3 separate regions of the Homo sapiens genome follow, and all the other regions are linked to region 1. A link is a loop called in an ENCODE intact Hi-C map of the cell type or tissue named here. Cell type or tissue: OCI-LY7. All regions are shown on one strand.

Region 1 (8,000 bases):
TTTCCTTCCTTTACGAGGCAGGATCTTGCTCCATTGCTTAGGCTGGAGTGCAGTGGTGTGATCATGGCTCACTGTAGCCTTGGCCTCAAACTCCTGGGCTCAAGGGATCCTCCCGCCTCAGCCTCCTGAGTAGCTTGGACTACAGGTGTGTGCCACCACACTCAGATAACTTTTTAATTTTTTGTAGAATCATGGTTTTGCTATATTGCCCAGGGTGGTCTTGAATTCCTGGCTTCAAGGGATTCTCCTACCTTGGCCTCCCAAAGTGCTGGGATTACAGAAGTGAACCACAGCACCCTGCCCACACTCATGCTTATAGCCTTCTGTCTCGTTTTTTTCTGATAGAATTCTAACAGTCCCAAAGCTCTGTCCTACAGACCCTTAGCACCTAGAGCAGCAAATTTGGAGGAAAAAGAGGGTTTCCCAGTTGAGTCCCAGTGATGACAGTCAACATCTGGTTGGCCATCACGTGATGTTCACGGAGGTGGCATTAGGAACTGGTCCCTGACATATGGAAGTGAGGATGTTAAAGTCCACTACTCCAGCAGGGTGTGGTGGCGGGCACCCATAGTCCCAGCTACTGGGGAGGCTGAGGCAGGAGAATCGCTTGAGGCCAGGAGTTTGTGTACGGCCTGGGCAACACAGCAAGATTCCATCTGAGATTTGTTTTCACGTGAACGACTCCACGGAGGCCCTCTGCGTTCACTTGCCGACTGGCAGAGACAGTGCCATCATGCCTCTCAGTCAGGCTTCAGCAGTCCTGACTACCTTCTGTTTGCACAGCCTCAACTGTCAGGTTGAAATGTGCGGCGTCTCCACGCTGAGCTGCCCCGTGTCCTTCTACAGCTGCCTATTGCTGTCGTTTCAGCCCAGGTAAATGTCCCGCCCATGTAAGTGAGCTGCACCTTCCTCTGCCCTTGCCTTGTCCCAGCCAGACGACCTGGACCCTCCTTCTGCCTGCTCCACACATGTGGCTACCTCTCCAGTATCCCCAGGATACCTCCCACGCCTCCCCTGCTCACAGCTGAGGGCAGGGATGCTCCATACTTCGAGCTCTCTTCAGCCTCCCAGTTTCTTGGCCATCCCGGCAAAAGTCTTAGGGCCGCTGTTGTCCTTGGTAGGACAGATCGCTGGAAGGTCACACACTCCAAAACAACCATAAGGATGGTGATAGATAAAGTAGAAACACGAGCATAAAAGCAAAAAGGTAATATTCTGGGGCTGCTGCTGCCAGGGACTGATGCCCACACAGGGCGGGGCCCCTAAGATCACGGCTGTGTTACAGCACATTGCCATTATTGCGCATGATGGTGGCCTGAGCTACCCAGAAGAGGCCACCTGACACCCAGCATCCCTGCTCAGGAAGGCAGGCAGTTTTGTAATGCCCTTTAGAGATCTTGGTGCATTTAAAAACATCCTGCTCTACTTAGTTTTTGTTAACCGGATTATTCAGTTATAGGGAATGATTCATTCTCTAATGAAAAGAGCAGAAGGGTTGTGGGTGGGTTGCATTATAGGTGATTTTCAAAGAGTTCTTTGTTTCAGTAGCTCTGGTTTGGCCTAGATGTTTTCACTGTTTAAGTCTTTCAGAATCTTTTTTTTTTTTAATTTTTAAATAGGAAGTGAGAACATCCCCGAGCAAGACCAACAATTGCTGAATAAACACAAACCCCCTTGAGAATCACGCCGACAGGTGCTATCTCTTCACCTGGGGATTGCAAAGGTGAGAGAGGAGGCCAGTGCCTCCCTGTGTCTGGAGAATCATATAGGGGTTGCTCTGGGAGTTTTAAGTTTCTCCTGAGTGAAAGTTAGTGGTTTTACATGTTCTCTTGATGCTACTTTTTACCTCTTCCTCCGGCTACTAAAAAAGCTTTCCTTGTAGGTGAAAATGGAACCGAATTAGTTCTGTGATCTTGTTCCATTCTAAAAGGGATTTGATTTTCCATTCATTCATCCCAAAACTGTTGCATACCTACTATGTGCCAGACTTTATTCTGGCCAGAAAAGATTCTTGATGTTACTGGAATTCAGTAATTTCTGTGGGCATGTGCTCAAAAGCAGGCTGCAAAGTCCTGGAGCCAGGGGTCCTGGCAGAACTCTTAGGAGAGGGATGGGTTTCTGTAACATGTCTGACACAGACCAGCAAGGCCACATTTAAACCAAGGCTGTGTGTGTGTGTTTTTTTAATTTAAATTTTAATTTTAAGTTCCTGGGTACATGTGCAGGACGTGCAGGTTTGTCACATAGGTAAACGTATGCCACGGTGATGTGTTGCACCTATCAACCCATCACCTTGTTATTAAGCCCCACGTGCATTAGCTATTTATCCTGATGCTCTCCGTTCCCCCACCCCACCCCCTGACAGGCACCAGTGTGTGTTACTCCCCTCCTTGTGTCCATGTGTTCTCATTGTTCAGCTCTCACTGATAAGTGAGAACATGCAGTGCTTGGTTTTCTGTTCTTGTGTTAGTTTGCTGAGGATAATGGCTTCCAGCTCCATCCATGTCCCTGCAAAGGACATAATCTCATTCCTTTTCATGGCTGCATAGTATTCCATGGTGTATATGCACCAGATTTTCTTTATCCAGGTATGTTTATTAAGGGGAAGGCCCAACCATGCATTGTGTGCGGCCACCTGGTGAATGAAAAGCAGGTTGGTATTTTCTTCCAAATACACATATGTATATATAGGTATATATATATTTACATGGGTAAATTGCATGTCGCAGGGGCTTGGGGTACAGATTATTTCATCATCCAGGTAATAAGCATAGTACTTGATAGGTAGTTTTTTGATCCTCACCCTCCTCCCGTCCTCCACCCTCAAGGGGGCCCCACCCTTTATTGTTCCCCTCTTTGTGTCCATGTGTACTCAATGCTTAGCTGTCTCTTATAACTGAGAACATGTGGTATTTGGCTTTCTGTTCCTGCATATATATATATACACATTATATATATATATATATATATATATATACATTTTATATATATATATACATTATATATATATATACACATTATATATATATATATATGTGTGTGTGTGTGTGTGTGTGTGTGTGTGTGTGTGTGTGTTTCAGTAGCTCTGGTTTGGCCTAAATGTTTTCACTGTTTAAGTCTTTCAGAATCTTTTTTTTTAAATTTTTAAATAGGAAGTGAGAACATCCCCGAGCAAGACCAAAAATTGCTGAATAAACACAAACCCCCTTGAGAATCACGCCAAGAGGTGCTGCCTCTTCACCTGGGGATTGCAAAGGTGAGAGGGGAGACGAGTGCCTCCCGGTGTCTGGAGAATCATATGCGGGTGTGCTGCCTTTGGAGCACAAATATATATATATACATATTTGAAATTCACAAACGTTTGCATTTCTCGCCAGCGACACAAGCCGGCTACCACTGCTGAAAGTGAGGCGGCCTCCAGTCAAGGTCTAGGGACTTGACCTGGTTTGATCTGGCTACACTCCCACTGCTCAATTTAGACTCTGCCCAGACTAACAGCGAGAGTGTAGCCAGATCCAGACCTTACCAACACGCTCCTTCCTCCCCTGTCCTACCAAGCTGGAATTCACTGTCAATATCCTCCATAGAAGACAGAGTTGGCTTCCAACAGTATCAGGGGATGCAGGCAAAGGGGGTGATGGGGCCTGAGATAAGTTTCAGTTCAGCATACAGGGGGCATCTGTGCCTGAATGACCAACCTTGGTAACTGGTATGACTTACTGTTCTCACTGAAAATACTACAGCTCTCCAAGTTGGAAAACAACATCAAGAATCTTTTCTGGCCAGAATAACGTCTGGCACATAGTAGGTATGCAACAGTTTCGGGATGAATGAATGGAAAATCAAATCCTAAGAGGAAGCTTCCTTCCAGACTGATCATACGTCATTGTCATAGGTGTCTCCATTGAAACACTCCACCAGGAGTGGGCAAACTGATTCTGAAAAGGGCCAGTGAGTAAATATTTGGGGCTTTGTAGGTCAGGAGGTCTCTGCTGCGATTACTCACCTCTGCCATTGCAGCGAGAAAACAACCGCAGACAATAAACACAGAATTAAATCAGCATGTTCCAATACAACTTTATTTACTAAAGCAGTCGGTTGGCCAGATTTGGCGTGTGGGCCACAGTTTGCCAACCCCTGCGCTAGACACGCTCACCATTCCTATAGGACAGAGACTGCGTTCCCCATCCCCTTAGGACCCAGAACTAGATGTTTTAATTAAGTACGTACATATTAAAACTGCCTCTCCCTTTTACGATTCTGTTTTAAGAACTTTAAAAAATGTTGCAAAATTCTTAGGTATTATGTGAGGGGTAGGTTGAAAGGCTGAAAGTACCAACCTTGCGTCAGAGGGAATAGTGTGTGAAGCCATTTCCTTCCTGAAACTTGGATTTGGGACTGAGGCGTGAGAATTGTGCTCTAGGGAACAGCCACCAGGGGGAGCACAGTGCACACAGAAGTAACCTGCTTTGCACCAAGAAACCAGCGGTGAAATCTAGAGGCTCAAAGGTGCAGGCTACTCATGGGATGTGCTGCGTGCTCACTTGGGGTACAGGAGCTGGGATTCTGGGTGCAAGTGAGGGAGCAAGATGCTGTTTTCTCATGCTCTACCCTTCCAGAGGTTTCGTGGTTTTGATTTGTGTGCGTATTACTTCTGCAAATATATGCTTAAGTATTGTACGTGTGATGTCGTCAGGACTAGACCAAGACGCATAGCACCCAGGGGAACAAGCTTCAGCCCAAATTACTTACGTTAATTGACTGATATGTGTTTAGGGAAGGGGCTGAGTGCTATGAGGGGGAGCAGAGGGAGTTCAGCTTCACCCGGATCCCCCGAAATTCAGTTCAGGGTCCACCTGCACACCCCATCAAGCCCTCCAGGCAAAGCATGGTATCATCCACACAGGACCGTTTTCCAGCTTTCTGTTGCTACCCAAACATATCCCTTGGCCCAAATGACCACATTTTCATCCAGTGGAACCAGGAATACTATACAGCAGTGAAAAACAAACCACAGCTACACACATCAACATGGGTGCACCACCAGAGGACGAATACAATAAACAGGCCACAGGAAAAACATACGAGGTGGTTATTTTATTTGCAGAAAGCCCCAAATCAGGCAAAACCAATGTCTTCTCTAGGGATATATCCAGGTGTGGCAAAAGTGCTAAAAAGAGCAAGAGAATTATTAAGCAAAATGTTAGGGTGCTGGATATCATTGGGAGGAAGATCTAAACAGGAAGTGTGGAGAATATGTGATGTCTTATACTGGGTAGCAGGTTATTAACTTATTTATTGAAACAAGGCCAGGTGAGGTGGCTTACACCTATAATCCCAGCATTTGGGAGCCTGAGGTGGGAGGTTAGCTTGAGGCCAGGAGTTCAGGACCAGCCTGGGTAATATGGCAAGACTCTGTCTCTACAGAAAAAAAAAAAAAAAATTAGCCAGGCATGGTGTTGTGCACCTGTAGTCTCAGCTACTCGGGAGGCTGAGGTGGGAGGATCATGTGAGCCCCCAGGATGTGGAAGCTGCAGTGGGCTATGATCACGCCATTGCATTCCAGTCCAGCCTAGTGACATAGCAAGGCTCTGTCTGTTAGAAAAAAATAAGGCCAGGTGTGATGGTTCAGGCCTGTAATCCCAGCACTGTGGGAAGCTAAGGCTGAGGTTTGAGACCAGCTGGCGCAACATGGCGAAATCCTGTTTCTACTAAAAATACAAAATATTAGCCAGGTGTGGTGGTGCATGCTTGTAGTTCCAGCTACTCAGGATACTAAGGTGGGAGGATTGCTTGAGCCTGGAAGGTCAAGGCTACGGCGAGCTTTGATGGTTCCACTGCACTCCAGCCTGGGCAACGCAGCCAGACTCTGTCTCAAAAAAAAAAAAAAGTCATCCCTAACATTTATATACATTACATATATCTTGTTTTATATCATAATAACATAGTATAAAATAAAAATAGAAATAATCCTTTCTGCATGTGTATCTCAGGGTGCAGCCCTGGGGAGACAGAGAAGCTTAGATCTGGGGAAGCTCTCATCTGGCCGATAGGGTTTGCAGTGTGGCTTTCTAGAAGCTGTAAGGGTGAATGAACCGCAGATGCTCAGCCCCACCCAGAGAACTGCAGCTGGTGTGGAAAGTAGAGTGGGAGGCATGACAAGTGACAGCTGTAGTGAGAGACGTCGGGTCTGGAACACAGTGACTCAAGGCAGAGGACTGTCCCAGGGTACGGGATCCAGGCTGATGCCCATGTGCCACTGCACTGCTGGCTCAGATGCCCCCGTGACCCCTGCAGCTCCCGGGGCTCCTGGGAATGCTACTGGCGGTGCCCCACACTGGGTGGTAGCTGCCTTTGTATTTACCCAGCCATGCCTTGACTCCCTGAGCACTGGGCTGCTTCCAGCTCTTCATTCCAGCACCTGTAGGAAGCATCTGTGGATGCTTGTGGGCGGGATCGGCCACCATGTTACCTGCTCTTTGCAGGAAAGCCTGGCCTTTTACATCCCAGGCCTAGGACTTGTCCCAGTTTGACCAGGACTGAGAAGTTTTTGGGGACATGGCTTCTTCAATGTTGAAACTGGAAAAAACCAAACCAGGATGAGGTGGTTATTTCACCCAGACTTTGGTACTCAAATGTAAGGGCTTGGTTTGGCTAGGACTGATTGTGTGTCACAGCAGCACGCCACATATCCTGTATGCCTTCTGTAAACCCTCCATTTATTTTGGAAGGAACAGTCATCCCGTGTCTCCCACTGCCAGCTCCTGGGGGCTGCCAGCGTTTTACTGAGTGGCTCTCAGCTGCCTCCAATCTTGCTAAGGGCAGATTAAACTAGTAAAATGGGACTTGAGAGCAATTCTTCCTCCCTGAAAGGCTAGAGTGAGGACACGAGAACACGCTTTTCAGACTGGAGAGTCAACAATCACAACAGATTTCTGTAACTGAAGGTGGTGGTTTTCTTGTCTTATCTTCGACTGGAGGGCATCAGACTTACCTGGGGGTCTTCTTAGACTAAGATTGCTGGGCCCCCACCCAGCGTTTCTCATTCAGGGGATCTGGGATGAGGACTGCGGACTGCATTTCTAACAAATGAAGCTAATTTTGATGGTCTGGGGTCCGCACTTTGAGAACTGTTGTCACAGTGTTAAGGGATACAGTCTAGATGAGGGGTTGTCAGACTTTTTCTACAAGGGGGTCACATAAGAAATATTTTAGGTTTTGTGGGTGATATGGTTTGGATCTGTGTCCCCACCCAAATCTCATGTGGAATTGTAATCCCCAATGCTGGAGGTGGGGCCTGCTGGGAGGTGATTGGATCCTGGGGGTGGAATACCCCCCTTTGGTGCTATTCCTGATAGAGTTCTCATGAGATCTGGTTGTTTAAAAGTGTGTGGCATCTCCTTCCTCTCTCTCCCTCCTCCTCTGGCCATTAGGATGACCCTGCCTCCCCTTCACCTTCCACCATGATTGTAACTTTCCTGTGGCCTACCTGGAAGCCAGCACCACACTTCCTGTATAGCCCACAGAACTGCGAGCCAATTAAACCTTTTTTCTTTTCTTACTTTTTTTTTTTTTTTTTTTTTGAGATAGAGTCTCAGGAGCCTAGGCTGGAGTGCAACGGTGCAATCTCAGCTCACTGCAACCTCCGCTTCCAGGGTTCAAGCGATTCTTTTGCCTCAGCCTCCCAAGTAGCTGGGACTACAGGCGTGTGCCATCACACCTGGCTAATTTTTTGTATTTTTAGTAGAGACAGAGTTTCACTGTGTTAGCCAGGATGGTCTTAATCTCCTGACTTCGTGATCCGCCCGCCTCAGCCTCCCAAAGTGCTGGGATTACAGGCGTGAGCCACTGCGCCCGGCCCGAAACCTCTTTTCTTTATAAATTACCCAGTCTTAGGCATTTCTTTACAGCAGTGCGAGAACAGACTAGTACAGTGGGCCACATGTTCTCAACTACTCAACTCTGCCGTAGTAGCCCAAGAGCAGCTAGAGACAGGGTGC
Region 2 (8,000 bases), 610 kb after region 1:
AAGCAGGTCTCTGCCTTTCTCACGCCACCTCCCAGAATTTTCAGTCGAGGAAGAGACTTCCCAGGGATCAGCTCATTGTCGGGGCCCCAGGTGCTAGGGTTGGTGTCGGTTCCAGCCACGAAAGCTGCACCTGCAGGGGCAGTGGCCGTTGCCACCGATGCCTCCACATTCTCATGGGTACAGCTGCTCCAGGAGTTCACTGTGCTGGCTTCTTTGCTGCAGACGCCTCTATGAGGAGCCCGAGGTCACACAGCCAGAACGTAGCAAGGGCAGGACTCGGCACAGGCCCCTGGCTCTGGCATCTGGTGACTTGGCACTCCCTCAGATTTGGGCCTTGGACCCGTGCTTCCCCGGCCGTTGCCATGTTTTTGGTGATGTCGGCATTCAGTGCTGAGGCCCCTGACCCTCGCCCCCATCCTACATGCTTCCTGTTTCCTCCCTGGCCTCAAAGCCACTCGGGGTCCAGAGCCTGGCTGCGGGGAGTCTTGCAGGCCTGGGTCATGCTCTGTTGCCAGCTAAGGTCAGGGATGTCAGGGAGGAAGACCGCCACCACCCCTGCCCCCAGGGGCTCCACCTGGCAAGCTCCGTGTGAGTTTGAGGAGGGTCAGTGCCTCACGTGGTCCCAGGAGGGGCTGATCACCCTGACTATGACCAGCAGCCCAGGCTTTGGGGCCACAGCCAAGGAGTTTGTGGGGAGAACATGCCGGTGAGAGCCCACTTCTCCCGGCCCCTAGACAGGGTCGAGGCCTGATCCTCTTAGAGCTGGCAGACCCCACGTCCTCTCAACGCTTTGGCCTTTAGCCCACAGACGCTTCCCACCAGAGCCAAACAAGGAGGTCCAGCTGCTTCTGGTCTAGATTCCTGCTTGGAAGGACCCCAAGGGAGGAGTCCCAGGTGCTGAGAACAATGGGAAGCTAAATTAAAGGGCTCCCCCGAGGCAGCCAATTCCACTTCACACACTTAGCAAGACTTCTGACTACAGTTTTAAAAAGAGTGTGTCCCCTTCACCCAGTACAAAATCTAATAAGACAGCAAAGGCAGCGTGGCCAGGGACTTGAGCTGGCTGCAGACTAGATGTGCTAGATGTGGCTCGGGAAAGAGAGAAGCAGCCGGGTGTATTGCAGCTGCGGTCTGACCATCCCTGTTTCCCTGTTCATGTGTGAGGAACGGGGGACAGAATGCACATGTGTGTGTGCATGTGTGTATGTGTTTGTGTATGCCTGTGTATGTATGTGCATGCATTTTTGTGTTTTTTTGGTCTGTGTGCATTTGCCTGTGTGCATGCTGGTGTGTAGACATGCGCGTGCATGTTAGAGAGAGAATCATTGTGTATGTGTGTGTGTGTGGTCATCATGGTGGCCAGCCTGCCTCAAATGCTCATTGCCTGGCCTCCTGCATACACGCTTCTGTACTGTACCATTGTATAGCTGCATAACCTTGGGCAGGTAAAACCCAATCTGCCTAATCTTTGTCAATTATAAAACAAGGGACCAGGTGCGGTAGCTCACACCTGTAATCCTAGCACTTTGGGAGACCAAGGCAGGCAGATCACTTGAGGTCAGGAGTTTGAGACCAGCCTGGCTAACATGGTGAAACCCCATCTCTACTAAAAATACAAAAATTAGTTGAATGTGGTGGCGCATGCCTGTAATCCCAGCTACTCAGGAGACTGAGACAGGAGAATCGCTCTAACCTGGGAGGCGGAGGTTGCAGTGAGCTGAGATGGCACCACTGCACTCCGGCCTGAGTGACAGAGCGAGACTCCATCTCAAAAAAGGGTCCCAGAAAGACCAACTTCAGGTTTTTCTCAAGATCAGCTGAAGGCGTTCAGGGTGGCCGCCTCCCACAGCACCTTGTCCAGCCAGTGCGCATTCCACATTGGTTCTTAGAGCCCAGGTCCATGTCCAACCCAAGACCCAGAGCTCGGCCAAGACTGTCCCCTTTGTCACCTAGAACCGTTGGTAGAGTGACCAACCATTCAGGTTTGCCTGTGATGTGGGACTTTCAGTGCTAAAATCAGGACAGCCAGTCCCCCTAACTGTGGGCCACTGCCTGTCCCAAGTCGAGGGGCACTGCTCTTACCTGGTGGCCCTGACCCGTCAGTCCCTTCTTTCTTGGCCTTGTTCCATCTTCCCTTTCCCCACCCCTTCACAGCCTCCCTGTCCATATCCATCTGTCCAGGATTCAGCATCCTCAATGGTAGCAATAGCTGTGCTGTAGGAGGAACCCTCTGGATGGGCACTGATGAGCTGAGAGGTCCTTCCCTTAAGACCCGTGTCCTAACTAGGACCTGCCAGTGGCACTGACGTCCCCTCCTATGGGACAGCAGTGGTGAGCATTTGCCTTCGAGGCGACCAGGTGGGATGGAGAGTTGGAGGCAGGCATGCTTCTCCAGGCATCTTTTTGAGGTCCCCTGGGATGAGGGTGGGGCATGCAGGTGCCACTGTTGTGTTCTGTCCCTGCATAGGGCCATATGCATTCGGGGGGCAGAAGTGTCTTTGCACGGTGAGAGGCACAGAAGGGAGCCAGTTCACTGCACATTGTTTGCTTATGGAGCAGTTACCCAGGCCCATGCTGGGCGCAGGGACATTCAGGTGACATAGCCGGGGTGCAAAGGCTGGTGCCCTGAGCACACTTGGTCTGAATGTCCTGCAAACAAGGTACAGCCAGGGGAGGGGGGCCTGGCTAGAGCTGTCTGCTTCCTGGCTGTGGACCGAGGCCCCATTGTGGAAGTGGCCTTTATTGAGATAGGGAAACGCTCATTCGGCCAGCCCTGGTGATGCTGGATGGTGGATCACAGGACTGTGCAACCCAACCCAGGGCCTTTTGGAGGCTCCAGGAGGTGGCTGAGCCCCTCTGCTCCTTGTTCATCCTCGAAGCTCAAAGCTCAGCCCCATGCCTTGTGCGCCTGCCTTACTATTCCTGAAAAACCAGCTCTTTCCTAGGGCAACGGGCCCTGGCCATGTGGCACTAACGGGCCACTTTCAGGGAGGCTGCTAGCTCCCAGCCTCTGGGGGCCCTGGGTGACCCAGAGCTCTTTCTGGTTACCATCAGAAGCATAAGTGACAGCGTGCTCTCCCTGCCGTGGAGGGGAAAGCCCTCCCCACTTCCTCCTGTCTGAAGGGTGGAGCAGCTGCCCATCAGCCCATGCTGAGCAACCGGTGCTGAACATCCCCCAAGCAGTGCTGACCGCCAGGGCTACCTGGCTCTACCCACCCGCCAGCTGACCTTGGGCAAGTCACTTGCTGGTTCTGTGCCTCTGTTTTCTCCTGTGTAAAGTGGGGCTGATGACTTTCACCCCCTCCCGAGTGTGCTGGGTGGATTAAGTGGCTTTCAGCACCTGGCCTGCACTGACATCCACAGCTGCTCATAGACAGTCTTCGGTTCTGCAGAAACGTCGGCCACTCTTAGGGTCGTCTTCATCTTCATCCTTATTGTGGACAGTGTAGAAAGACCCCGCTGGCTGCCATGGGGCAGGGAGCACAGGGTATCAGGTGTTATTGTCCCGGTGGCAGAGGCCTGTGTGGGCTAAGAAGCAGGGGAAGCAGAGATGGCCAGGTAGGAGGAGGCCGACTGTCCTGGGCAGGGAGGCGACTGGCCAGGTCCCCTGTCCCTCTGCACATGCTCAGCACCCCTCTTGGGCCAGACCTATTTGCCTAAACGCTGACCCAAAGCCCCAGAAACCTTGGCCAGGACTGCAGTGGGCGTGGCAGTGTGGTCAGAACCAGCCTCAGGTCACACCCTCAAGTGCAGCCTTGATGGGGTTCAGGGAGGCCTCCCAGCCTCCCCAGGGCCCCCACCGGGACTCCTGCTGGCACCAAGCAACCCAGTGCCTCCTGGCCTGGGCTCAGAGCTGTAGGCAGGGTCTGCTTCCTGCATGGAGGTGCCAACCCTGGTTCGAAGCTGCCCTGAGCCAGCTTGCACAATGGCGAGCGCCCCAAGGAGCTCACCGGGCCCAGCCTGGGAGCTGGTGTTGCAGTGATGGTGTAACAGGAAGGGGGCTGCAAGGGGTGTGAGGGGGCCGATCTGTGGATGGTGAGTGTCCGCTGGGAGGTGAGGGCTGTTAGTGGAGACACCACAGGGTCCCTCGCTGCCCATCACTGCACAAGCCCCTCCCAGGTGAGCCAGAGCCTGTGGCAGGGCTGTCCCTCTGAGACAGAGAGAGGAACACGCCCCACACTTGTCCCTGCCCCCATCCTCCCCCACAGTCTCTCCTGCCTACCTGTCCACCTGTCCCTTGGCCTGTGTTCTTCCTTCCTCCCTGTGCCTCCTCCTTCTCATTTTCGTGTGTGTGTGTGTGTGTGTGTGTGTGTGTGTGTGTGTGTGTGTGTGTGTGTGTGTGTGTGTTTCTTCTCCCATCCTCCTAAAGGTGCTGGTCCGGGAGGGTAGGAGCCAGTGCACCTGCACACCTCTGCTCCCTCAGGTGTGAGGCTCAGCCAGCTCCGCCCCTGGGGGCGCCCTCTGGTGGCGTCCACTGGCACTGCTGGACCACTGTCCTGAGAACATTCCTGAGACACCTGAGTCCCTGCTCTGGGAGTGTGTGGGGTGGGGGCATCCCTGTTCCTTCTGGGTCTCTCCCAGCTGCCAAGGGGCTGGTTGGCCTTCCCGGGTTCAGAACAACTCTGGATGTATTTCTACAAAGTGGCAGCCAGTCCCAAGGGCTGCCCTGGCCTCACCCACCAGGGAATGTCCTGGCCACCCTCTCCTTCAAGAACGTTGCTTGGGTGGGGTCAGCTCAGCAGGAAAGAAGGACTCATGCTTTTGAGTTCAGTTGGTGGAGATGAATGCTGCCGCCCTGTCCATGCGTCGTCCATTGCACGCATGAAAGAGCGGCACCCACCTGGCCACACAGGCAGGGGCTGGACCCCGGCAGGACCCAGTGGGGCTCTGGGAAGCCCGTCTTTGGCCCAGTGGCCTCTGTTTTCCTGAAACTGGCATGGGAACTGAGGTGCAGCTGCGTTCAGGGTTTCAGGCGGATGAAATGGGCAGAAGGGGCCTTGGCCGCCCAGGGACACTGCTGGAGTGGGGCCCGCAGAGGGGCTTCAAGTCAGTGCCAGGACTGCGGCTCCTGCTTGCCCTCCTGTGCCCCATCATCCTGACCTAGAAAGTGGGGGTGGCTGGGCCCTGCTGGCAGAGTAGGGGTGAGGTGTGGAATTGGGAGCTCTCCCGGTGGCCCTGACTTTCTTTTTTTTTTTTTTGAGACAGAGTCTCACTCTTGTCACCCAGGCTGGAGTGCAGTGTCACGATCTTGACTCACTGAAACCTCCACCTCCCAGGTTCAAGCGATTCTCCTGCCTCAGCTTCCCAGGTAGCTGGGCTTATAGGCATGCTCCACCATACTCAGCTAAGTTTTGTATTTTTAGTAGAGATGGGGTTGCGCCATGTTGGCCAGGCTGGTCTCCAACTCCTGATGTCAGGTGATCCAGCTGCCTCAGCCTGCCAAAGTGCTGGGATTACAGGGGTGAGCCACCATGCCCAGCCTGACTTTCACCTGTGCCCAGGGTTAGTCTGGCAGACAGCCGGGGCCAGATGGAGGGGTAGCCGGTGTCCTGTGTCCGTCCCTGAAGCAGTCATTGCAGCCAGCAAGGTGAGACATTGTGAATAATCCTAAGTCCCTGTCGTGCATCCTCAGAGATGCCGTCACCAGAATCACAGAGGCAGCGTGAAGCCCTCAGGCCCGAGACGCACAGGGCTTGGGTGCGGGCTGACTTTCACAGTCCTGGGAAGCCAGGGAGGGAGGTGATATTGACCAGACAGGAGATGACACAGGACCTGAGCCTTCAACTTTAAAACAACTGTCAGCCAATAGCATTTAGTAACATTTGACAGACGCTAAGGGCTTGGGAACTCCTGCGTTTGCTGTGCTGCCCTCTGTGCCAGAGACCTGAGCTGACAGCTTTCTCTATTCCCCTACTGCCATCTTCTGCGTGAGCCGTAACCTGGAAGACACACCCACCTACCCACCTTGAGTAGGTCCCAGGCCTGGGTGATTGTGCCTCTTGAAACCTCCAACTTTCTCACAATTCTACACATCAGGGGCTCCCCTAGCTCCCCTGGGATGGCCACAGGGGCCCTCAATGGGGCTCCCCACCTCCACCTTCTGTCTGCTCCGGTCCAGCCTTGAGGCTGCATCCAGGGTGAGCTGGTGCTCGTTCACTGGCACCACTGCGCCGTGTGGCATCCATTTCTCCCCGAACATCCCTGCAGAGCCTTTCCCGTGCCCTTGCCCTTCTCTCTGCACTACCCAGCTGTCCCCTCTTGTAGCCTTTTGTGGGTAGGCCCTGTGGACTCTAACCCTGACCTCAAGTCCTGGCCCTGTTCTCTGTGCTGACCCCTCAGATGGGCGGAAATGCATCTGCTGACCTGTGCTTCTGCCCAGTTGACCGTCAGCTCCCTGAGGCCTGCATCCGTGTCTACCATTCACGGGGGTCTGCAGACCCACATGGCGATGGGCTCACAGCCCACCCGCAGAGTACTTGCTGGATGAATGAATGAATGTGTAACTGACTGGTGAATGAATGAATGGAGAAAGGTCAGTATGTCGGCCAGTTCCTGTTCACCCAGGCTGGCTGGGAAATGGCCCAACTCACTGATCCAAGTCACCCCACCGAGAAGATTACCAATTTTTTCATTTTAAGAATTCAGTGATTTGGCCCTTATACCAAAACAAGTTGGTTAGAATCCCTCCTGGCTGTTCTTGGCCAGAACATAAGGAAAACATGGACAGTTTGGGATGCAGGAACTTCAGACCAGTCCTCACTGTGCAGGCAGGACAGCAGGAGGGACCCCCAGCGTGGCCCGGGTGCCATGTCTCCTGAGCGGGGCAGCCCTTCTCCCTGGGCTGCAGAGGTCTGGCTTCTGCTGCTGACTATGGCTGCTGTGGGAAGAGTGGGACCTGGCAGGAGGATGTAGTTCATCAAATGAGACATCACAAGGATAAGACACCTTGTAGCAGGTGAGATCTTGTTCACCTCATTCTGTCACCAGACAGAGCAGGGAACCCCGAGCTAGGATGTGAGGACCAGCTCTGTATTTCCATACCCAAGTCACCATTTATGGAGCCTCCATTTTCTCACCTGTAAAATGGGGACAAAAGTTTTCACCTTCTGCCTTTGTGGGACTTTTTGAGGTTCAAATTAACAGTGAATAAGAAGACATGTGAGCATTTGGCTGGAACCGTATGTCACTGCCCGGTAATCACTGCCTGCAACCGTGTACACCACTCTGGTCTAGAAGAAATAAGGCTTTCCTGTTTTTAGATAAAGGTTCCCCAGGCTCTGGGGTTGATGGGTTAGGGAACTGATTCCTGCAAAGAGAATCAAGAAACAGAGCTTCAAGGTTGGAGCTGTGTTCACTTTGACTTCTCTGTCAAGTGACACGCACTCTGGTGCCAGCTGGACCAGTGAGGTGAGACAGGCACTTTGTTACTGACTTTGCAGCTGCAGCAGGGCAGTGTGAAGGTGCTGATGTTTGCATAACACCTGGCAGAGTGCGTTATCACAGTTACTCCTGATCATCCGCTTTTTTGATGGGGAGGTTGAGGCTTTGAGAGGTAGCTAACTTGTCCAATGATGGATAGTAAGTGTTCAGCTGGGCTTCAGGCAAGATCTTTCTGAACTTTGGGTAGATGAGTGAATAGATGTTCAGAAAAATGATAAGATGGATGGGTGGATGGGTAGATGCATGGATGAATGAATGGTGGATGGATGGGTAGATGGATGATGGATGATGAATACATGATGGATGGATGGCTGGATGGTGGATGGATAGATGATGGATGAATGGATGGGTAGATGGATGGATAAATGAATGGTGGATGGATGGGTAGATGGATGTTGGATGAATGGATGGATGAATAGATGATGGATGGATGGATGGATGGATGAGTGGATGGATGATGGATAGGTAGATGATGAGTGGATGGATGGGTGGATGGATGGGTAGATGGATGGATGGATGGATCGATGATGGATAGTGGGTGGATGAGTGGGTGGGTGGAT
Region 3 (8,000 bases), 300 kb after region 1:
CAACATCATCACCATTATCACTATCATCATACCATCATTGTCACCATCATCATCACCACCATCATCACCATCACCATCATCACCATCACCATCATCGCTATCATAATACCATCATCACCATTATCACCATCAATCACCATCACCATCATCACCATCATGATCACTATCATCGCCATTACCAACATCTCCATCATCACCATTATCACCACCATCACTGCCACCACTACCACCACCATCATCACCATTACAACCACCCTCATCATCAGCATCACCACCATCATCATCATCCCCTCCCTGTAGACACTGAACTCTTTAAGGGGCAAGAGCACATCTTGGTCATCTTCGTGTCCTCTCACCCACTCCTGTCCTGGTGCTGGTATAGGACCCTGTGCACAGAAGATAGAAGCTCAAGGAGAAGAGAGTTGTTTCCTCCAGTAATCCTTTAGAGGAGTTGGCCAGGGTTGGGACTTCCTATACACTGTTGTCTTTGCCATCCTTTCTGTACTATCTGTGAGTCATCTAACAAATCACTCACTCACTCAGAACATCTCTAACAAATTATAAAGGAATAGCCACCTCGCAGGGCTGTGGGGAGACCAGAATCAGATACTGTTCTCCTCAAGGAGAACTTGACATGACCAAGGCTCACACTGGTAACAGTGGGACCAGGAAGGGTCACTTAAGGCAGAAACTGTCTTGGGCCATCCACCTGCTAGACTCATCGCTGTTCTACCTTTGCCTCCCTCCCTCTCCTTATGATGGGCCCTCAACCTGGAAGTCCTACCCCAGACTCGCATATCCCTCTGTATTCCTGGGCAGCAGCCTATGATGTGTGCTCCTTACCAAGCAGCGTCACTTACTCCTTCCTCTGGGTCCCCAAGGGAGCTCGTGTTAGCATGGATTTTTACCTTTTCCATATTGTGTGACAGTTGAGTAGGTGTTTTTCCCCACTACAAATGGTGACCTCAGGCTGGTTTGCTTCTTATTTATTGTCTTTGTGGCTCCCACATCATTCAGCCAGTGTCAGTCACCTGTACTGTGTCAGGCCTGCTCTTGGACCTGGGGTTTGCCTGATTGGACAGTGAGTCAATGATGGGTAGGTGAAGAATTGAAGTAGGATTCATCCAAAGTGTCTTCTGACGTCGTGGGCTTGCCGGGAGCTGGTGTGAACACGTGGGTGGCTCCCATCACGTATGGAGGGAGGGGAGCTCCCTGGGAGCTGGGAATGCTCGACCTGCTGAGTTCCGCTCTCAGAGATGATGATGCTGCTGTTTTTTTGCTGCCACAATTAGTGGCAGGTGATTCACACGTTTATGAGTTCCCATGCCTGCCATAACCAACCACAGACTGGTGCCTTAAATCCCAGACACGTATTGTCTCAAATTCTGGAGGCTGGAAGTCCAAGGTCAAGGGGTAGGCAAGGTTGGTTCCTTCTGAGGCTTGAGGGGGAATCTGTCCCAGATTCTCTACCTCTACCCCAGCTTCTGGGGGCTTACCAGAAATCTTAGCATTGCTGGGTTTGCAGATGGGACACACCAGTCTCTGCCTTCCCATTCACGTGGTCGTCTCCCCGTGTGCATGATGCCGTGTCCAGATTTTCTCACTTTTTTTTAAAATTATACTTTAAGTTCTAGGGTACATGTGCACAATGTGCAGGTTTGTTACATATGTATACATGTGCCTTGTTGGTTTGCTGTACCCATTAACTCGTCATTTACATTAGGTATTTCTCGTAATGCTTTCCCTCCCCCAACCCTCCACACTAAGACAGGCCCCCATGTGTGATGTTCCCCTGCCCTGTGTCCAAGTGTTCTCATTGTTCAATTCCCACCTATGAGTGAGAACATGCAGTGTTTGGTTTTCTGTCCTTGCGATAGTTTGCTCAGAATGATGGTTTCCAGCTTCATCCATGTCACTTCAAAGGACATGAACTCATTCTTTTTTATGGCTGCATAGTATTCCATGGTGTATATGTGCCACATTTTCTTAATCCAGTCTATCATTGATGGACATTTGGGTTGGTTCCAAGTCTTTGCTATTGTGAATAGTGCCGCAGTAAACATACGTGTGCATGTGTCTTTATGGTGGCATGATTTATAATCCTTTGGGTATATACCCAGTAATGGGATCACTGGGTCAAATGGTATTGCTAGTTCTAGATCCTTGAGGAATTGCCACACTGTCTTCCACAACAGTTGAACTAGTGTACACTCCTACCAACAGTGTAAAAGCATTCCTATTTCTCCACATCCTCTCCAGCACCTGTTGTTTCCTGACTTTTTAATGATCGCCATTCTAACTGGTGTGAGATGGTATCTCATTGTGGTTTTGATTTGCATTTCTCTGATGACCAGTGATGATGAGCATTTTTTCATGTGTCTGTTGGCTGCATAAATGTCTTCTTTTGAAAAGTGTCTGTTCATATCCTTTGCCCACTTTTTGATGGGGTTGTTTGATTTTTTCTTATAAATTTGTTTAAGTTCTTTGCAGAAGAAACTGAATGCCTTCCTTACACCTTATACAAAAATTAATTCACGATGGATTAAAGACTTAAATGTTAGACCTAAAACCATAAAAACACTAGAAGAAAACCTAGGTAGTACCATTCAGGACATAGGCATGGGCAAGGACTTCATGACTAAAACACCAAAAACAATGGCAACAAAAGCTAAAATAGACAAGTGGGATCTAATTAAACTCAAGAGCTTCTGCACAGCAAAAGAAACTACCATCAGAGTGAACAGGCAATCTACAGAATGGGAGAAAATTTTTGCAATCTGTCCATCTGACAAAGGGCTAATATCCAGATTTACTCCCTTTTTAAGGACACAGTTATTGCATTAGGGTCCACCCTGCTCCTGTATGACATCATCTTAACTTGATTACGTCTGCAAAGATCCTATTCCCAAATAAATCACATTCATAGGGTATGGGCATTAGGACTTCAACATTTATTTAGAGGGGCACAGTTCAGCCCATAACAACATGTCTTATTTATATTCTGTTTGATCCTGACAGCAGCCCTGAAGTTAAGTAGTGGCTCTGATTTTCATGGGGGAATCAGAGGACTGCTGGGTGGGTGGGTTTCCCTAGGAATCAAGGTTGGTGTGCCCCACTGGGTTGCAAACCCAGGCTTTCCGACCTTTGAGCTCTTGCTCCTTCTAGATGATTCTCAAGGTGGTGCTCTTAGCATTTTCTGGAGCAGATGGTTCTTGCTTTGTGGGGTTGGCCCCCGTGCTGCACAGACACAGCATCCCCACCCTGTCCACAAATGACGGTGGACACCTATCTTTGCAATCACCTGCAGTGGCACAGAAGTCCCCTGAGAGGCAGTTTGGAGCCCTGTGCTCCTCCAAGGAATTGCCCCTTGGCTGAAGCTTCTCTGCAGGTGTCAGGGAGGGAGCCATGGGCTCTGTGGATGTTGGAGCTTGAATTGGAGGGGCCTAGAAGGATTCCTGCAACTGAAGGGTGAGTAGTGAGCGGCCCCACCTGGTCACACCTGATACAGCTTGTTTCTTGTGCCAGGAGTTTCCAGAGAGTCCTTGCTTAGCCAAGGATGGGGGAGGGTGCGGGTCTGGAAATCTTTCTGGAATAAACAACTGCCCCCACCCAGCCTCACAGCCCTGTGGGGAGCTTTGAGAGCCACACGTGAGCTCAGCCTTTGACATTGGAAGGGAGAAACAGGAGCTTTTGTGCACAGGGTCAGGTTTCCTGGCAGGGAGGACTCTGGCCGCCCACTGAACCCGACCTCCTGTTGGCCGTCCCAGGATCATTTTCCCAGCGATGAGGAACTTACCCTCGGGCTGTCTTGGGAAGATGATAGGGCCTTTTGCTTTCTTGGGCACAAACCCACAGAATCCTCAGATAGAGAATTGGTTTGAGTCTTATATTCAATCAAACCTCCTTTTGTTCTGAACACTTTGACAGTGACAAAGTGAATTATTGAGCCCCTGCTGACAGCTGTTCAGTAGAATATAATTTTAATTCAACAAAAATTAGAAGTCATGGCTAGAAGTGGATTTGCCTGGCCTTTGCCTTTCCTGGCTCACTGGTGAGTCTCACAGAGGGGACCTGGGAACATGACCAAGTTGTTGTTATTTCAGTCCTCAGAGGTGCTATTATATGTTTGAAGTGTTGTGATTGGTTTGCAGGCCCTGTTGACACTATTTAACTTTGCAAAAATGAACTCTCATGGCAACTGATTTGATTTTCCATCAAATCGTTTTTCCGTAATTGCTTTCCTGTGTCCTTTGGGAGGAGAGGTGATGACTGCATTTTTAAAGCTTTTGTGTTCAGAGTCAGCGTAGGTAGTATGAAAACTTTCTCGTCAGTGTGGTTATAAGACAAGGCTTCCACCGAATCTGAAATGCTAAAGAACGATCCATGTCAAAATTAAGTCACATTGAAATATGCGCGGGCTGTGGCTCTGAATGTGTGTTCCCCAGGACGGCAGCAGCAGTAGCACCTTGGGATTTGTCTGAGATGTAGGTTCTCAGGTCCCACCCAGACCTGCTGAATCAGACATCATGTTAGGGAGACATAAGTGGGGTCTCTGACCTGTGTTTTTCAAACTGCTGGAGTTTGAGAAGTGCCATGCAAGTGAGAGAGGGCCCTGAGGTGACAGGTGGTCATTGATGACCAAAAAGACACTATGAGGGCTAGAGAATTTTTTTTTTTTTTTTTGAGATGGAGTCTCGCCTTGTCGCCAGACTGGAGTGCAGTGGTGCAATCTCGGCTCAGTGCAACCTCTAATTCCCTGATTCAAGCGATTCTCCTGCCTCAGCCTCCAGAGTAGCTGGGATTACAGACACGCACCACCATGCCCAGCAAATTTTTGTATTTTTAGCAGCGATGGGGTTTCGCCATGTTGGCTAGGATGGTCTTGATCTCCTGACCTTGTGATCTGCTTGCCTGGACCTCCCAAAGTGCTGGGATGACAGGCGTGAGCCACCGCACCCGGCCAGTGCTGGAGATTTGAGTCCATGGTGAGATCAAGGCCAAAGAGACCAATGCCTCGGTCTTTCCTTTTTCCCTTTTATATTTACCGAATGTCTGTGTCCCAGCAACCAGTAGGCTTTATTTTTCACTGTGAAAAGCCGTGGGTTCACTGCTCAGAGGAAGTGTCGGGAAGGGGTGGAAGCAGCTTTGCCTCTCTGACCACGCGCCCCACATGGGTGACTCAGGTAGCGTCCTCTGTCACTCATCAGCTGTCTTTGTCCTTCCTGGCAGAAATGCATTCGATTTAACCCGGATGCCACAGTGTGGGTTGCAAAGCAGCGGATCCTGTGTACATTAACCCAGAGTTTGAAAGATGTCCTGAACTACGGCCTGTTCCAGCCGGCCAGCAATGGGCGTGACGGCAAGTTCCTGGATGAGGAGCGGCTCCTGCGCGAGTACCCACAGCCCGTGGGTGAGGGCGTTCCTTCCCTGGAGGTATATTTCAGCCCACAGTGCATGGACTGTGGTTGTGTCACAGCCTGGATGCCATGGTGGGTGGGGGAGACATGGTGGTGGGGCGAGACCAATTCCATTTGCATTGGGAAATTATCCCCACATTTAAAAATCAGTCTGGGGTCTTGAGGTTTGATATGATTTGGCTCTGTGTCCCCACCGAAATCTCACCTCTAATTGTAATCCCCACATGTTGAGGGAGGGACCTGTAATCCCCATGTATTGAGGGAGGAGGTGATTGGATCATAGCGGTTTCCCATGCTGTTCTCATGATAGTAAGTGAGGTCTCACGAGATCTGATGGTTTTATTATAAGTGTCTGGAAGTTCCTCCTTTGCTGTTCTCTCTCCTGCTGCCTTGTGAAGAAGGTGCTTGCTTTCCCTTCGCCTTCCACCATGACTGTAATGTTCCTGAGGCCTCCGCAGCCATATGGAACTGTGAGTCAACTAAACCTCTTTCCTTTATAAATTACCCAGTCTCAGGTATTTCTTTATAGCAGTGTGAAAATGGACTAATAAAAGGTTGCTTCTGATTTTGCCATGAATCTCACACTGTTGTACAACTTTTATACATTTTTTTTTCACTACAGATTCAAAGAATCCCTGCAGAGAAATCTTGCTGTGAATAATAAACCGTGGGTCTGATTCAGGCTTTCATAACCAGGACCATGGGCCCTGGGCATGGAGAACGGGGCTCCCCATGCTTCTCTGAGGGGTTTTAAATTTTTCCTTCCCAGCGCCTAATGGGTGGTGTATTTTCCTTCTCCACCTCTCCAGACACCAGCTGGATGTCAATAATTAATTCAATTCTGACACTAACTACAAGTTTAAGGGCTCAGTCCCATAAGACTGCCCTCCATAAACGTCAAGTCCCCAGGCCACCCACATTTCTGTCCCATTTGGCTGTGAACTAGGGGTTCCCACCACCCCCTTTTTGGGTTCCATCCCTTGCTGGAGCAGCTCAGAGAACCTAAGAAGGCATTTTAACTGCTACCCCTGGCTTATTACAAAGTGTACAAACGCACAGCTGATGAAGAGGTGCACTAGGCGACGTCGGGAGGGCCCAGCGTGCAGGAGCTTCCATCCCTGTGGAGTTGGGCGTGCACCACCCTCCCAGTATGTGGATGTGTTTGCTGGCTCAGAAGCCCCCAGGCCCCATTGTTGAGGTATTTTTATGGAAGTTTCATTACATAGGCATTACATAGGATGAAATCACTGACCATGGTGATTGGACTCCATCCTGCCAGTCAGCAGGGCGACTGGGAGTCCTGACCCTCGAGTCATAGTCTGATCCTTCCGGCCACCAGCCCCCATCCTGGAAGCTACCTGGGAGTTGAGAGTCATCTCATTAGTGCTCCAGAGATACTCTTATCACTGAGGACAGTACAAAGGTTTTAGGAACTCTGCCAGGAGTCAGGCACAAAGAAGGAATTTTTAAATTACATCATATTCCTCGCGATAGTCTGTTCTTTCATTGCTATACAGAAATAACTGGCTGGGTGAGGTGGCTCATGCCTGTAATCCCAGCACTTTGGGAGGCCGAGGAAGGTGGATCACCTGAGATCAGGAGTTCAAGATTAGCCTGGCCAACATGGTGAAACTCCGTCTCTACTAAAAATACAAAAATTAGCTGGGTGTGGTCATGTGTGCCTGTAATCCCAGCTACTCGGGGGGCTGAGGCAGGAGAATTGCTTGAACCCTGGAGGTGGAGGTTGCAGTGAGCCAAGATGGTGCCATTGCACTCCAGCCTGGGCGACAAGACTGAAACTCTATCTAAAACAACAACAACAAAAAAACCTGAGGCTGGCTAAGAGAAAGGAGGTTTAATTGGCCCACGGTTCTGCAGGCTGTACAGAAAGTGTGGTGCCGGCATGGGCTCAGCATTGAGGCCTCAGGGAGCTTGTTCTCATGGCAGAAGGCAAAGCAGGAGCAGATGTTAGGTGGCAAGAGGGGGTGTGAGAGCGAGCAGGGGAGGAGTAGTTCCTGGCTCCCCCGTGAACTAACAGAGCGAGAATTGACTGACTACCATGGGGAGGGCTCCAGGCCATTCAGGAGGGATCCGCCCCAGGACCCAAAGACCTCCCACCTGGCCCCGCCTCCAACACCGGTGATCACATTTGAACATGAGGTTTGGAGGGGACACACAGTCAAACCATACCATTCTCCAATTCATCTCTGAGTCCTTGAGTAACAGGGCGGCTGTGACCATCCAGCTGTTCTCAACAGCACAGCTTCACTTCTGCTTCCTGCCCGGGTGACCGGGGCTCTTTGAGCTGCTGTCAGCAGCCACAAGCTCCTGGGCCTCCCTCCAGAAGTGGCTGATCCGTAAGACGGGGCAGCCCTACACATTTCCACGTGATGCACGACCCCTGTCCCTACCTCTCTCACCCAGGCTTGCTACGCCCCAAGTTTACAGGCATTGTTTCCTGCAGTGTATACGTGTTGGGTTACGTCAGTTAAGAGAAGCCAGAAACGGATCATTTCTACTCCTGCACAACATGTTGGCATCATTCAGCGATTGCACTCATTTTAGCTTAGTCAACAGCAAGAG

Evidence for each region. Peaks named below come from ENCODE experiments on the same cell type or tissue, not always from the same donor. Only the 100,000 strongest peaks of a DNase experiment are listed, where the experiment ranks them.
Region 2: it touches region 1 in a loop (9-fold over the local background); 15 of 110 quality-filtered maps call a loop at or near these places.
Region 3: it touches region 1 in a loop (33-fold over the local background); 5 of 110 quality-filtered maps call a loop at or near these places.

What each region holds. Positions count from the first base shown.
Region 1 is chr11:71,417,057-71,425,056 of GRCh38, reverse strand. It overlaps the pseudogene ACTE1P. Among named protein-coding and RNA genes, the nearest start is that of DHCR7, 27 kb to the left of the region's middle. RefSeq lists a silencer at 1,506-1,555. In OCI-LY7, CTCF peaks have their summits at 1,497, 4,220 and 4,420 (motif pointing right); DNase peaks (open chromatin) are centred at 1,366, 1,646, 4,476, 6,116 and 1 weaker place; H3K4me3 peaks cover 1,112 bases; H3K27ac peaks cover 3,460 bases.
Region 2 is chr11:70,811,523-70,819,522 of GRCh38, reverse strand. The region is part of intron 12 of SHANK2 (SH3 and multiple ankyrin repeat domains 2); the gene reads left to right. Among named protein-coding and RNA genes, the nearest start is that of SHANK2-AS3, 47 kb to the left of the region's middle. In OCI-LY7, CTCF peaks have their summits at 4,278 and 4,478 (motif pointing left); a DNase peak (open chromatin) is centred at 4,442.
Region 3 is chr11:71,116,262-71,124,261 of GRCh38, reverse strand. It overlaps SHANK2 (SH3 and multiple ankyrin repeat domains 2), which reads left to right. Exons shown (of 26, transcript NM_012309.5): 4 at 5,230-5,433. Among named protein-coding and RNA genes, the nearest start is that of SHANK2, 130 kb to the left of the region's middle. In OCI-LY7, a CTCF peak has its summit at 3,479; DNase peaks (open chromatin) are centred at 3,461 and 7,681.